Linked DNA regions of Homo sapiens: region 1 is linked to region 2. A link is an interaction called in ENCODE POLR2A ChIA-PET data of the cell type or tissue named here. Cell type or tissue: OCI-LY7. All regions are shown on one strand. Each heading gives the region's core, and the rest is flanking DNA. Links, peaks and the distances in the headings are about the cores only.

Evidence for each region. ChIA-PET counts read pairs that join two places held together with the same protein. Peaks named below come from ENCODE experiments on the same cell type or tissue, not always from the same donor. Only the 100,000 strongest peaks of a DNase experiment are listed, where the experiment ranks them.
Region 1: POLR2A ChIA-PET joins it to region 2 with 5 read pairs; 2 of 35 experiments call an interaction of 5 or more read pairs at or near these places.

What each region holds. Positions count from the first base shown.
Region 1 is chr4:173,353,342-173,359,835 of GRCh38, forward strand. All of the region lies in intron 2 of SAP30-DT (SAP30 divergent transcript), which reads right to left. Among named protein-coding and RNA genes, the nearest start is that of SAP30-DT, 14 kb to the right of the region's middle. In OCI-LY7, for the core only: no CTCF peak of the experiment used is centred there; no DNase peak of the experiment used is centred there.
Region 2 is chr4:173,261,133-173,267,626 of GRCh38, forward strand. All of the region lies in intron 2 of GALNT7 (polypeptide N-acetylgalactosaminyltransferase 7), which reads left to right. LOC124900812 (a long non-coding RNA gene) reads right to left here. Exons shown (of 3, transcript XR_007058367.1): 2 at 3,196-6,494; 3 at 1-1,559. Among named protein-coding and RNA genes, the nearest start is that of MIR548T, 3.8 kb to the right of the region's middle. In OCI-LY7, for the core only: no CTCF peak of the experiment used is centred there; a DNase peak (open chromatin) is centred at 3,719; H3K4me3 peaks cover 1,693 bases; H3K27ac peaks cover 2,815 bases.

The sequences.
Region 1 (6,494 bases), core at 933-5,932, 92 kb after region 2:
TATCCAATAAAGATCTCATACCCAGAAAACATGAGGACTTCCTACAAATCAGTAAGAAAAAGACATCGTTTGTATAAAATGGTCAAAAAGACTTGCGCAGGCATTTTACAAAAAGGATATACAAATGGCCAATAAACATAAAAATGTGTTTAATAACAATAATCAAAGAAATATAAATTAAAGCTATAATGAGATACCTTTTCACACCACTAGGATGGATAAAACTTTAAAAACTAATATAAAAGTTTTGGCAAGGATCGAGCGTCTAACTGTCATACACTGCTGGTGAAAGTCTAAATTGTTACAACCACTTTGGAAAATCATTTGCACCTACTGAAGCTGGTCATAGACATATTTGTGTCCCAGCAATTCTACTCCTAGGTCTATACTCACAGAAATGTTTATGTATATAAATATAATTCAGTAAACATACTGGAGTGTTTATAGCAGCAATTTTTGTAACAGCTCACAAGGGAGTTGGAGTGAATGATCAAGTAACGAGTTCGGGAAAATAAATTGGATATATATAGTCCAGCCATTTTTTTTTCCCTTTTCTCTTAGGAGCAAGCTGCCTTCAGGAATCACACATTCTGTTCCCTTCATCCATGCGTTATTTTTCAAAGTTCAGTGTGAGTATGGCCTTTGGTTGAAAGATTAATTTCTCTAATCCTGGGGTTTAGTATTAGGAAGTTCACTTGCCTGCTGAATAAGTCAATTCTCTATTATTTATTTCATCAGTAATAGAGGGGATGTTTATTCTCTATATGTGATGTCTTTGGTCTTATTTCTCAATTGCTTCATATTATTTAATGAGCTTCTGTATGGTCATAACATCTGGTGCATTAGCCAAAATCATCAAGAAATAAGACAACAAAAAGGAGGTGGATGGGAGATCAAACACACAGAGGGACTGAGACTTTTAGAGTCAGCTGTATAAGTAGCTTTAAATTTTTATGGTGCTTTTGTGAGCACAAACCATGTGAATTCTTGACCTTGGTCTTTGAGGCTTCTATTCTGCAACCTGACAGATTTTTTACAGTTACACAGTTTGCTGCTGTGCTGTGCTGTCTGTGAGTGTCTTTAAATCTTAGGTCTTATGAATTCATTCACTTTGGTGGACTACTAAAATTTATAATAATAGACAAATAGCTGTTTTTAAAGGGCCCTGCTAGCCCTAAGCAAACATGCATGAATCTCAGCAAACAGCCTCTAAAAAGCAGATGAGGCTGGGCGTAGTGGCACACACCTGTAGTCCCAGCACTTTGGGAGGCTGAGGTGGGAGGATAACTTGAGCCCAGGAGTTTGAGACCAGCCTGGCAACACAGTAAGACTCCATCACTATAAAACATTTTTTTAAAAAATTAGCCAGGTATGGTGGTTTGCTCCTGTAGTCCCAATTACTTGGGAGGCTGAGGTGGGAGAATCATTTGAGCCTAGGAGGCTGCAGCGAGCTGTGGTCATGCCACTGCACTCTAGCCTGGGCAACAGAGCGAGACCTTGTCTAAAAAAAAAAAATGCTGGAAAATACAGATGGGCCTTACTGACTGGCCTAAGTAAGCAAAACCCCTGCTTCATAGATCAGACTAGGCTCCACAAACCTACAAAGACGTCAGAGACCTTAGTAAATAGAAGGCAAGGAGGACCTTAGCAGACACAATCCTCAGAGAGCAGACAGCAGCACCTTAGCTCACTCGTGTGGAGCCCCTACAAAACCAACAGATTTCTGTAGCATGTGCGAGCCCTAATTTTAAAAAGATACGATCATAGGCAAAAGAGACATGAGAGGCAGATCAATTATTTGCTGCTTATACTACATTTTTCAACTAGGTCTACAGGGCAAGACTCATCCTATACCCAAGTTTCATGTATGTTACAAAGCACTAATATTTTAGCTTTAAATTGTTACTGCTAGGCCTAGTTGGACAGTGTGGATAAGCCAAATCCTATCCATTTGTATACTGTTTTTGTCTACCTATAGGACCAAAGGAGGAAACTATGTAAGTACTGTACAAACCTCTTGGATTCATGTGGATTGCTCACAAGCTCTTGAGGGTCACTCCCTATCAGGTTGATTTTAATTTGTTAATCTCATATGTTCTGACCATGGCTTTATCTGTCATGTTATACTCAAATAGTAGCTTCATTCATAGAAGGGTAATGTATTTTTATTATCAAATAATGGGAATTCTTATTATAAAGGCTACACCCTCTTTTGGGGTTGGAATAGAGAAACAGCTTGATGAAATTACTGCAATTTAAATTTAAAGCAATTTAAAATATTGTGCTCTGAAAATTGGCTTTAGGAATCAAGTGTGTTCAAGAAATCAAGGATGCCATACCCCGGTCACAGCAAGACCCCATTTCCCCCTGACCCCCCCAAAAAAAAAAAAAAAAAAAAAAAAATATATATATATATATATATATATATATATATATGTATGTATTAGCCAGGTGTGTTGGTGCACACCTGTAGTCTCAGCTACTCAGGAAGCTGAAGAGAGAGGATTGCTTGAGCCCAGGAGTTCAAGGCTACAGTGAGCTATTATCACCACTGTACTCCAGCTTAGGTGACAGAGCAAGACCTTGTCTCTAGGCTGGGCACAGTGGCTCACGCCTGTAATCCTAACACTTTGGGAGGCTGAGGTGGGCAGATCACAAGGTCATGAGTTCAAGACCAGCCTGGCCAATATGGTGAAACCCCATCTCTACTAAAAATACAAAAATTAGCCAGGCGTGGTGGTGAGCGCCTGTAGTCCCAGCTACTCGGGAGGCTGAGGCAGGAGAATTGCTTGAACCCGGGAGGCAGAGATGCAGTGAGCTGAGATCGCGCCAGTGCACTCCAGCCTGGGTGACAGAGCGAGAGTCCATCTCAAAAAAAAAAAAAAAAAAAGACCACGTCTCTAAAAAAATAAGATAAAATAAAAAAGAAATAATATAGAAGCTAGGGTGGCTTGAAAAGTGTGCTTCAGTCTTTTTTTCAGAACAGGAATAACAGAATAAAAACAAAATAAAGGTTGGCAGGCTGGTTGCACTTGAGGAAGAAAAAGGTTTTCTTAAGAGAACATCTACCTTTTGGGAAGAGAGCTTTTGGAAGGAAAGACAAGAAAGATGTGAAATGGAAATAAGATCTTAAAGTCCAAGATGGACACATATAAAAGAGAAATGGAGATGCACCTGTGTCTAAATGTCCTCAAAGAACGCACTAGAACATGGGAAAATGTCTTTACGGTTATTACATCAGAAAAATGATTGAGGCCCAAATAAATCTAACAGAAGAAGAGAGACAAGATTTCAAGGGGCAGATTAGAACAGCTCCTCAAAAGGAATCAGGATCTGGGAAACCACTGAGAGTTTCTCAGGGCATAGATTGATTTTGTAAGGGCAGTTAGGGGAGCTGCCTCTTAAAAGATCGGGGCTTGATTGCAGGGGATTTAACTGTTGCACTTTAATTTTTCCTTAGGAATTTGACAATGGGAGGTGGTTTGTATTTAAATGTGATAGATCTGTGTATTGTTAGTATTTTGTCATTGAAATGATTTTATACATTTTATTCTCAGAATATCTTTATGTTTTAATTTGAAGTCATTAAAGACTCTCTGCTTACTATGGTGTACAACATGACTAGATATAACTTGAAGTAGGAAATAGAATAATTTTCAGCCTTGAGCATCAAGTGTCCTTGAAATTGATCCAAGTAATGTCTTGTTTTGATCCATTTCAGAGCCTTCCGGGGAACAGAGCTACACCATATACTTTGTTCACAAAAGAGTGGAGATTAGGATTGAGGAAGGAGCTGACTTCTGAAAGTGGGAGCAAAATTATCTTGGTCAACTGCTGAGCTCCCAAAGAGGATAACCACATTCTGGGAGGACTCTAGGCTTAGTATTTAAGCATAGTGGGCTTATAGAAGAAAATCTTCAGAATGGCAAGTAGAGGTGGGGAAATTCTTCTTTGTCTTACTCAGTTTCCCTACCCACTCCTGCCCTAAAGAAGTAGGATTATTGATTGGTGAATTTGGAAAGAAAACTGGCATTCCTCTTCCAGTCTCCTCCTCTCTCCTTGGGGAGTTAGCCTGCCCTCCCATACTGCACATGTTCTGCTTACTTTTGTGCCACAGCACAAAAGAGAGGTGGCCTGTGGCTTTCCAGCTCTCCCTATGATTTAGTGGTAGTCTGCCTATTTTCAAGGTTCATTATTATTGCATAAAGAGGGGAGCTGCATTCCCCAGCATCAGCTTTATTAGCAATAAAGGAAATGAGATGGTTCTCCACCTGCCATACTCTTTGGTCTTACATAAAAATTGGTTCGAAACTCAGATGAGGAGTGCTAGTACTATTTATATGTTTCCCTCAAATTTCTAAGAGGGTGCTTTCAGAAGAAAAGGTGATCCCAGATTAGGGTTTGAAGGACAAATAGAGTGTGTATGGTGTAAGTGAAAAACATGATTGCGGAAGGAGGAAAGAGCATGTGCAAAAGCAGAGATACTTTAAAGAGTGTTGTGTGATCTGGATGGCTCAGTGATGTATAAGTAAAATGCAAGGTGAGGAGTGGTAGCAAAGAGGCTAGAGACTATAGAGCTAGTACAAGGCCAATTTATAAAGGGCTCAGACTTTATCCTGTAGATGATGGTAAGCAATGCAGGAAGGGAGAGGATGGAAGAAGAGTCTTAAGCGTGGGAAGTAATTCAAGGTAAACAAGTGAAAATAGGTATAGATTAGCCTTCTAAGCAGCTTGACTATTAAGGGAATCCAAGGGCTTATGTAAATATCTAGAGTGCCTCTTAGAGTTAAGGGAGGGTAATGGCTTACACACGGGGTTTGTTTTAATATGGGAGAAACTTGAGCAATGTGTAGCTTGCAGGAAGAGACTGAAAATATAGGAGAATGGGAGAATAATTAATGGAACAAAAAACCTAGAGAGATGAGAGGTAATGAAATCCAGAAAACAAATAAAAGGATTCCTCCCTCTTCCACTGAAGAGGCAAAGATCTGTGAGAATGCAGACCATTTTGTTGGTAGGCATGAGGCCACCAAGGAATTGCGGACTGTTAGCTTCAATTTTCTTTGTTTAATAGCAGGTTGGTCTTTGGTGAAAATGAGGGGATGGTTGGTGGAATGGGAGGTCAGAGAAAGTATTGAGGATTCAAAACTAGCTAGGGATGGGGAGAAGGACCTGCATGAAGCACTGGAGGAGGGGGCAGTCAACTAAGATTGGATTGAACTGGGGTAAGTTTCACCAGGCAGATGGGAAGGAAGGGCAGTGGGGTTTAATGGAAGAGAAGACATCGAGAGTGGCTGAAGTGACTAAACATAAGATAGGAAGAGAAAAATAATTAAAGAAAATTAATTTCTCATTACATCTATATCCTAAAGTCACTGTTGCAGAGCATAAGGGTGACATTTCTTTTAGTCAGACTAAATTGTAAATTTTAGGTACCAATGGCAAAAATGGACATAATTATTTTGTCTTTTTACTTATTAGAACAATGTCTTTAATACACATTCATTCTTAAAAAAAACCACACACAGGGAAAACAGGTCTTTTCATGGATCAAATGTATCTTCCATATTAAAGATAACATGGCATTAAAATAAATGTAGCAAGGATTATTGGTTTTACAAGAAAAATTATCAGAAACACACAAATAGTAGTCCACATATCTACTCAATGGGGTCTGTTGTGTACAAACCCAAAATATACCTTATAAACAAGCAATACTTATAAAATCTGATTACATATTTTGTAGCAAAACTTCAAAAGTTTCCTTCAAAGTTAGGGGAGCAATCCACAAGAGATCACCTTCACTTCTGACCCCAACTTAAGAGTTCAGGGTTCCCAGTGAGAGGTGAATCTGTCTGGGCTTCTGGGTCAGGTGGGGACTTGGAGAACTTTTCTGCCTAGCTAAAGGGTTGTAAATGCACAAATCAGCGCTCTGTGTCTAGCTAAAGGTTTGTAAACGCACCAATCAGCACTTTGTAAAAAACACACCAATCAACGTCTGTGTTTAGCTAAAGGTTTTGTAAGTGCACCAATCAGCACTCTGTAAAAACGCACCAATCAGCGGGACGTGGGCAGGGCCACATAAGGGAATAAAAGCTGGCCACCTGAGCCAGCAGCGGCAACCTGCTTAGGTCCCCTTCCATGGAAGCTTTGTTCTTTCGCTCTTGACAATAAATCTTGCTGCTGCTCACTCTTTGGGTCCACACCACCTTTATGAGCTGTAACACTCACTGCGAGTGTCTGTGGCTTCATTCCTGAAGTCAGTGAGACCACGAACCCACCAGGAGGAACGAACAACTCTGGACGTACCACCTTTAAGAGCTGTAACACTCACTGCAAAGGTCTGTGGCTTCACTCCTTAAGTCAGCGAGACCACAAGCCCACCGGAAGGAAGAAACTCTGGACACATCTGAACATCTGAAGGAACAAACTCCGGACACACCATCTTTAAGAACTGTAACACTCACCACGAGGGTCTGCAGCTTCATTCTTGA
Region 2 (6,494 bases), core at 819-5,818:
CACTCATTCCAGTTTAGGGTGGTGTGCAGCCAGAACAAATTCTGGCTGCTGAAAACACAAGATGGGCACCCTCCCTGGCCAGGACGCCATCCTATCACAGGTGTACTCAGACACACCCATACTCATTCACCCTAGGCTATGTAGACACAGCATTTCACCTAATGGGCACAGCTTGGGGATGTATATCCAGAGAAAACCCATGCAGACAAGGGAAGGGTGTGCAAACTCTACCCAGACAGTGGCATCAGTTTTTTTTTGTTTTTTTTTTTCTCATCAGCATTAAAACAAAACAAGGTTGAATGAGGCAATGTTATTCAAGGACCTGCACTACACTTATTTAATAACTTGGCTTGTCAGAGCTTACAGAGCACCCTTTAACGTGCTTAAAAAATAGATAGCTACAGCTGGGCATGGCAGCTCACGCCTGTAATCCCAGCACTTTGGGAGGCCAAGGCGGGTGGATCACCTGAGGCCAGGAGTTCGAGACCAGCCTGGCCAACATGGTGAAACCTCATCTCTACTAAAAATAAAAAAAAATTAGCCAGGTGTGGTGGCACGCACCTGTAATCCCAGCTTCTCAGGAGGCTGAGGCAGCAGAATTGCTTGAACCCGGAAGGTGGAGGCTGCAGTGAACTGAGACTGTGCCACTGTACTTCAGCCTGGGGGACAGAGCCAGACTCAGTCTCAAAAAAAATTTAAAAAATAAAAAATAATAGATAGCTGCAAATAATTAGGCTTTTATTTATGTCAGTTAACTATCAAAATATACAACATTGAAATTAAAATAAAATTTTAATCGTTAATTCATTTAAGAATAATAATTTCATTACATATTACATATTTTATGAAAATAATTTTTTTAAAATTAAAAGAAACGAGTATCATTGTCTTAGATTTTTACCAACTTCTGTAATGTCTGGCTTATAGAAGATAACTGAATTCCAACACCTACCTCTGCATTCAGTCTATGCCCCTGGGTTGTTTTAGTTGAAATATATGAAGAAAATCTGGCCTCACTCAGATATGTAATTGCAAAAGGGGGGAGCATTTTAATAGCTTTTTTCAAGTAATTGTGGATACTCCTTTTTGATACTGTACTAAAAACTAGTGGTAGTTTTTTAAAAAAGTAGCTGCAATATAGAATCTGAAAGCATAAAAAAGAACCTTTAGTACTGTTTCTAGTCTGTCTTGCACTTTAACAGGACATTTTACCATTGTATGATGCTGTAATATCAGGAGTTGGTCATTTGGAAAATATTGGTTTCCCAAGTAATGCAGATCTTTTAAATATTGACAATTTCATTATATAATGATAAGAACAATACATTTGTTAACATCATCATCAGTCTCATTGGAAAGGCCTTAACTCCTGAGAAACTGTCATATTTCCAAATTTCTTAGTTTCGCCTGAGAGCTCAAGTTTTGTCATTGGCAACAAGTGATGTCAGTTGTTTTTGTTGAAGTGACAGGCTCCCTTCATTCATGTTCAAAAAACTTCCAGATAACCAATCTCAGTGACCATAGTTTGTCCTTTGTTTCTTTCAAGTGAAAATGGCATTCTATTAAAAAATAAATCATAAAAACTTATTCAGCATACAGATCAGTCTCAGACGCTTTTCCTTGACACACCCATCATAGTTGAATATCTAATAGAAGTCTTTCATGCATACTTCCCATTTCGTCTCACAGAATATTAAAAAGGCATACACTCAAGGGATTTAATAAAATTAATAAATCTTCATCAAGGAAGACTTACTGCTTCATCAAGGTCATTCAGTGTAAGTGGTATGTGTTTTATATTTAGGGTATATTTATGAAGGTATATTAAGTATATTAGGGTATATTATTATGAAGAATAACTTAAATATGGGTACCATTTGGTGTCATTGCCTTGATTTATGCTAAGGCACCAGCAGTTTTACCCACTTTGCTTTGGTACCATCAGAGTAAATATCCACACAGTGAAAAAGATAGTATCTTCATATGATCAGCAAAATAATTTTGACCTCACCAAACTTCAGAAAGGGCCTTGGGGACCCCACAAATCTGTGGATCATACTTTGAAAAAGCCGCTGCTATAGATTTTAGAATGAAGAAGGTGAATAATAAGTTTCCTCAGAAAAAGTTTGTCATCAGCAGTCTTCCAGTTTGATTATTGACAAATACAGCATTATTTTATAAAGTAAAATTTAATCTCTTATACTTGATTTACTGGTAATTTCAGAGATTCTGTGCTTAGTGATGATTTAGATAATTAAGATGCTCACTTACTCAAAATTGTATTGAGCTCTATTTTAATTAACTGATACAGAAGAAAAACTTGATTTTATATTGCAGAAGTGCAGTCAACATCTGCACAAACATAGATGGCCGGATAGTATGAAATCCTATCTCTACACTAATTACTTAGGATTGATGGATAAAATAATAGCAAATCGGCCAGCTTTAATATTCCTGGGACTAAAATGGTTTTAAATGGTATAGGGCAACCAGCCTCCAAACTGGAAGGAGTAATTTATTTTACCATCATCCTATTAATTAAAATTAAAGGAACTCATGGGAACAAAACCCAAGGGTTCAAGGTTCATCAATTTATTAGTTGGGTATTTTATTATAATATCAGTATTTTGTAATGATTGCTTTTGGAATGCCAAGAATTCATTGAACAGGGTTCCCAAAAGTTGTCCATATTTTTTAAAGTCTAGAGATAGTGCTAAGATAAATATAAACACATCATAAAATAAGATCAATGGTATTTACATGATGAATACCTGTGGTCAGACATTAGTCTGATTACCTAGGTTCTAAACTGCTAGCTCATTGGTTTGGAACATCTGCAAAGCTATTCCACGCAAAGCCTTCCCCCTTTAGCAAGTTACTTTTATCAATAAGTAGTGATATACATAGACAAAATAATTGTTTTAAAGTTAGTCTTAGGACCAAATTTTCAGTAGGAAAATAATATACCAACCTGAGGGCATATTTCGATTTTTCCACCCCCTCCACCCTTCCCTTTTCAAAAGAAAAATATCTGCTATATGATACCTGAGTAAGCAGTAACTTACTGTTTGTATTCTAATGATTGTAAAACGTTAAGCAGATATATAATGGAATCAGAAGAATTCACCCAAAGCCAGAGTAACTAAGATATGAGTGGTTATGATACCAGGCAAAATGTTATAAGACAAAGCCAACCTTGCAAGATGATAAATTGTCTTATTTTTCCCATCAGTGTCCATTATAAGGTATAATGTGTGAGTCTACACACTGTGGTGTTGATTCTTGTATCTCTGTCCCAATACGGTGTGAGTTCTCTGAGCACACAGTAGGGTTAGATGGGTATTGCTCTTCCGTATTATCCTCTGAGTCTCAATTTTCTTATCTGAAAAAGAGGGAGTCGTCAATTTTTCTAACTTGTTTTAACCACAAGAAGCCCCAGAATCCTTTTTCAAGTGACTTCCTAGGCAACTCTATGCTTTTGTTCTTGGCACCTTCTTTAAATCCGTGGGCTCCTCCAACAAGTTTGGAAACCTGAGACCTAGATGTTTTCCCAGGTCTCTCTCATTTTAAAATTAAGTTTTTCTGTGTTTCTACATTCTCCCCTGGGTGTTCCACAATTGTTTCTCTAGATAAAAAAGCTGAATAGAACCAGCCAGCAAGCAGCTGGTGTGCAGCTGTTATCACTCGAGCCTGAACTTTGTGGCATGCTTTCTTTTGTGGTATTGCCTCTTCCTGCATCCTGGAGGGGGGAGTGGCTTCACAGCCCTTGGGCCACTGCCAGGTGCGACAGCTCTTTTTGGAAAATAATGATAGATGTGGCATCTATTTACTTGGCTACCTAGTATTGGTGCAGAAGCAAATGCTGCTTTGATCCCAGCACTTTAGCAACTTGCACTGTTTGGCAAAACTTGCGCTTCATGTACAAGCCACTCAACACTGTGCCCATCCTGGCAAGGAGAGCATCAGACGCAGCCAGGATACCAGGCTTGCCCTTCTTCGGTTTCCCCAGGAGCAGGCAGGGGACCAGATGGATTAGCTGGAGGACAGTCAGCCATTTTATATTGCCAAGCTCAACCATGCTAGCATTTCCAGGATATAATCCTGTTATGAGAATGTCTTCCTCTATTAGCCTTTGTTTGTGCCAGCTCCAGGGGTGGAGGAAACCCATTTTGCCTGACATACTAAGAAGTGACCTTTCCAGAGCCAGCTACTGTTTGGTGAATAGTTGTCATGGTCTTTCCCCATATCTCTGTATATACATTCATGACTTTTAGAACATAGAAAACTTATTTTTTGTTCTAAAAGCTTATCATCCCGTATATTTCCTTATCCTTTACCCTTACCAGCCTTCTCTACATGACCTCAGGTTTGTGACATGTTTAGCTCACCACCTAGCACATGGTAAGCAGCAAGTACATGCTAGCTGTTTTACTAGCAGTGATGGTGGCGTAAGCATCTCTCTCTCTCTCTCTCTCTCTCTCTCTCTCTGTCTCTGTCTCTCCACCCCCAAGACCCCCTCATTCCCCCCAATCTCCCTCCCTCCCCCACCCCCCACCCTGTCTCTCTCCCTTCTTCCTTCTCTGAAGCAATATGGGATTGTCTTGAATTTCTTCCACATGTCTTTTCAGAGTTTTTACCTTTTTCATTTCTTTTTTCTGAGTCTAGCGCTTTGCTTTCATCTCAGTCTTCAAATGGCCCAGATAAACTGCTTATCAGAATGGATGGGAGCCCAGTGCATAAGATTGCACTTTGGGAGTCACATGGTAGCTTTTAAAGGGAATGGCTTGGACGCTTCAAGAACCTTGCTCATAATATATTAAATGTGTCATAGAATTTTAGAACTGGCCAGGCTCAATGGCTCATGCCTGTAATCCCAGCACCTTGGAAGGATGAAGCAAATGGATCACTTGAGGCCAGGATTTCGAGACCAGCCTGGCCAACATGGCGAAACCCTGTCTCTACTACAAATACAAAAAAATTAGCTGGGCCTAGTGGCGTGCGGCCATGATCCCAGCTACTTAGGAGGCTGAGGCACAAGAATTGTTTGAACCCGAGAGGCGGACGTTGCAGTGAGCTGAGATAGCACCACTGTACTCCAGCCTGGGCAACAAAGCAAGACTCTGTCTCAAAAAGGAAAAAGAAAAAGAAAAGAAAAGAATTTTAGAACTGAAGGGGGCCAGAGGGGTTCCTTGGTACTGTGAGAGATCCCTCACTTTGTGGATAAGGAATCCCAAGTATAAACAGTATGTGATCATCCAGGATTAAATTAAGTGGCTGAGAAGAATGAATCCAGGTCTTCTAGGACCGACCTTTCACTATACCAGACAAAAGAGCACGAAAGTGTGTTGATCAGAGCAGTAGTTTTAATTGTAGTATTTTTGATACATTTGTGAAACATTTTATAGTAATAAAAATTTTTACTTAGGAGCAAAAGAAGTATGTTATCAATCCCAAGGTAACTCTTTTTAAATGTGGACATATAAAATTCCAATTATATGTAGAAGGGCCTCTGCTTAAATCTAAGTTGTAAGAAGTTATACTATTAATAAGAGAACAGATATAAAAATAATAAAATCCTGCCATTTTCGGCAACATGGATGAGCATGGGGGACATTATGTTAAAAATAAGCCAGGCACCGAAAGACAAGTATTGCATGTTCTCACTCACGTGGAAGCTAAAAAATTTGATCTCATGGAGGTAGAGAGTATAATGACGGCTACCTGAGGCTGGGAAGGGTGTGTGTGTGTGTGTGTGTGTGTGTGTGTGTGTGTGTGTGTGTGTGTGTGTGTGTGTGGAGGGCTGGGATGTGGGATAAAGAGGGGTTGGCTAATGGCTATAAACATACAGTTAGCTGGAAGGAATAAGTTCTAATGGTCAATAGGACAGCAGGTGACCATAGTTAACAACAATGTATTGTGTATTTCAAAAGGGCTAGAAAAGAATATTTGGGATGTTCCCAACACAAAGAAATGATAAATGTTTGAGGTGGTGCATATCCTAAATACCCTGCTTTGATCATTACCCATTATATGCATGTATCCATATATCACATGTATCCCATAAATAGGTACTATTATCATATATTAATTTTTAAAAGCCACCTTAGTATGGCCTAGAAGTAGAGGATCAGTGTTGAGGGTATGGGCAAAATTTACCATTGTACCATGCCTGTCACTTAGATCACCCTCCAGCCTGGCCCCTGAAACGCGTACCTGAATGCTAGGGAGATACACTGAAAGAGCATTCCATTAAAATGCCTGTCAAACTGAAGGATGGCAAATTTCTGTACTTGAGGGTTTGTGGACACCCATAGGCAGATTACCAGCCAGTGGCTTCTGCAGCGCCAGGAAACCATGCCTGGGCACAGACCAGCAAATGTCATCAGCAATGGCCATTCCTTAGAATAGGCACAGCAGGGGGACCAGCTTCACAGGACCAGGGGCCCCTTTGCAGCAGAGTCTTCACCTCAGCAAGCAGAGCTCACAGAAAATGA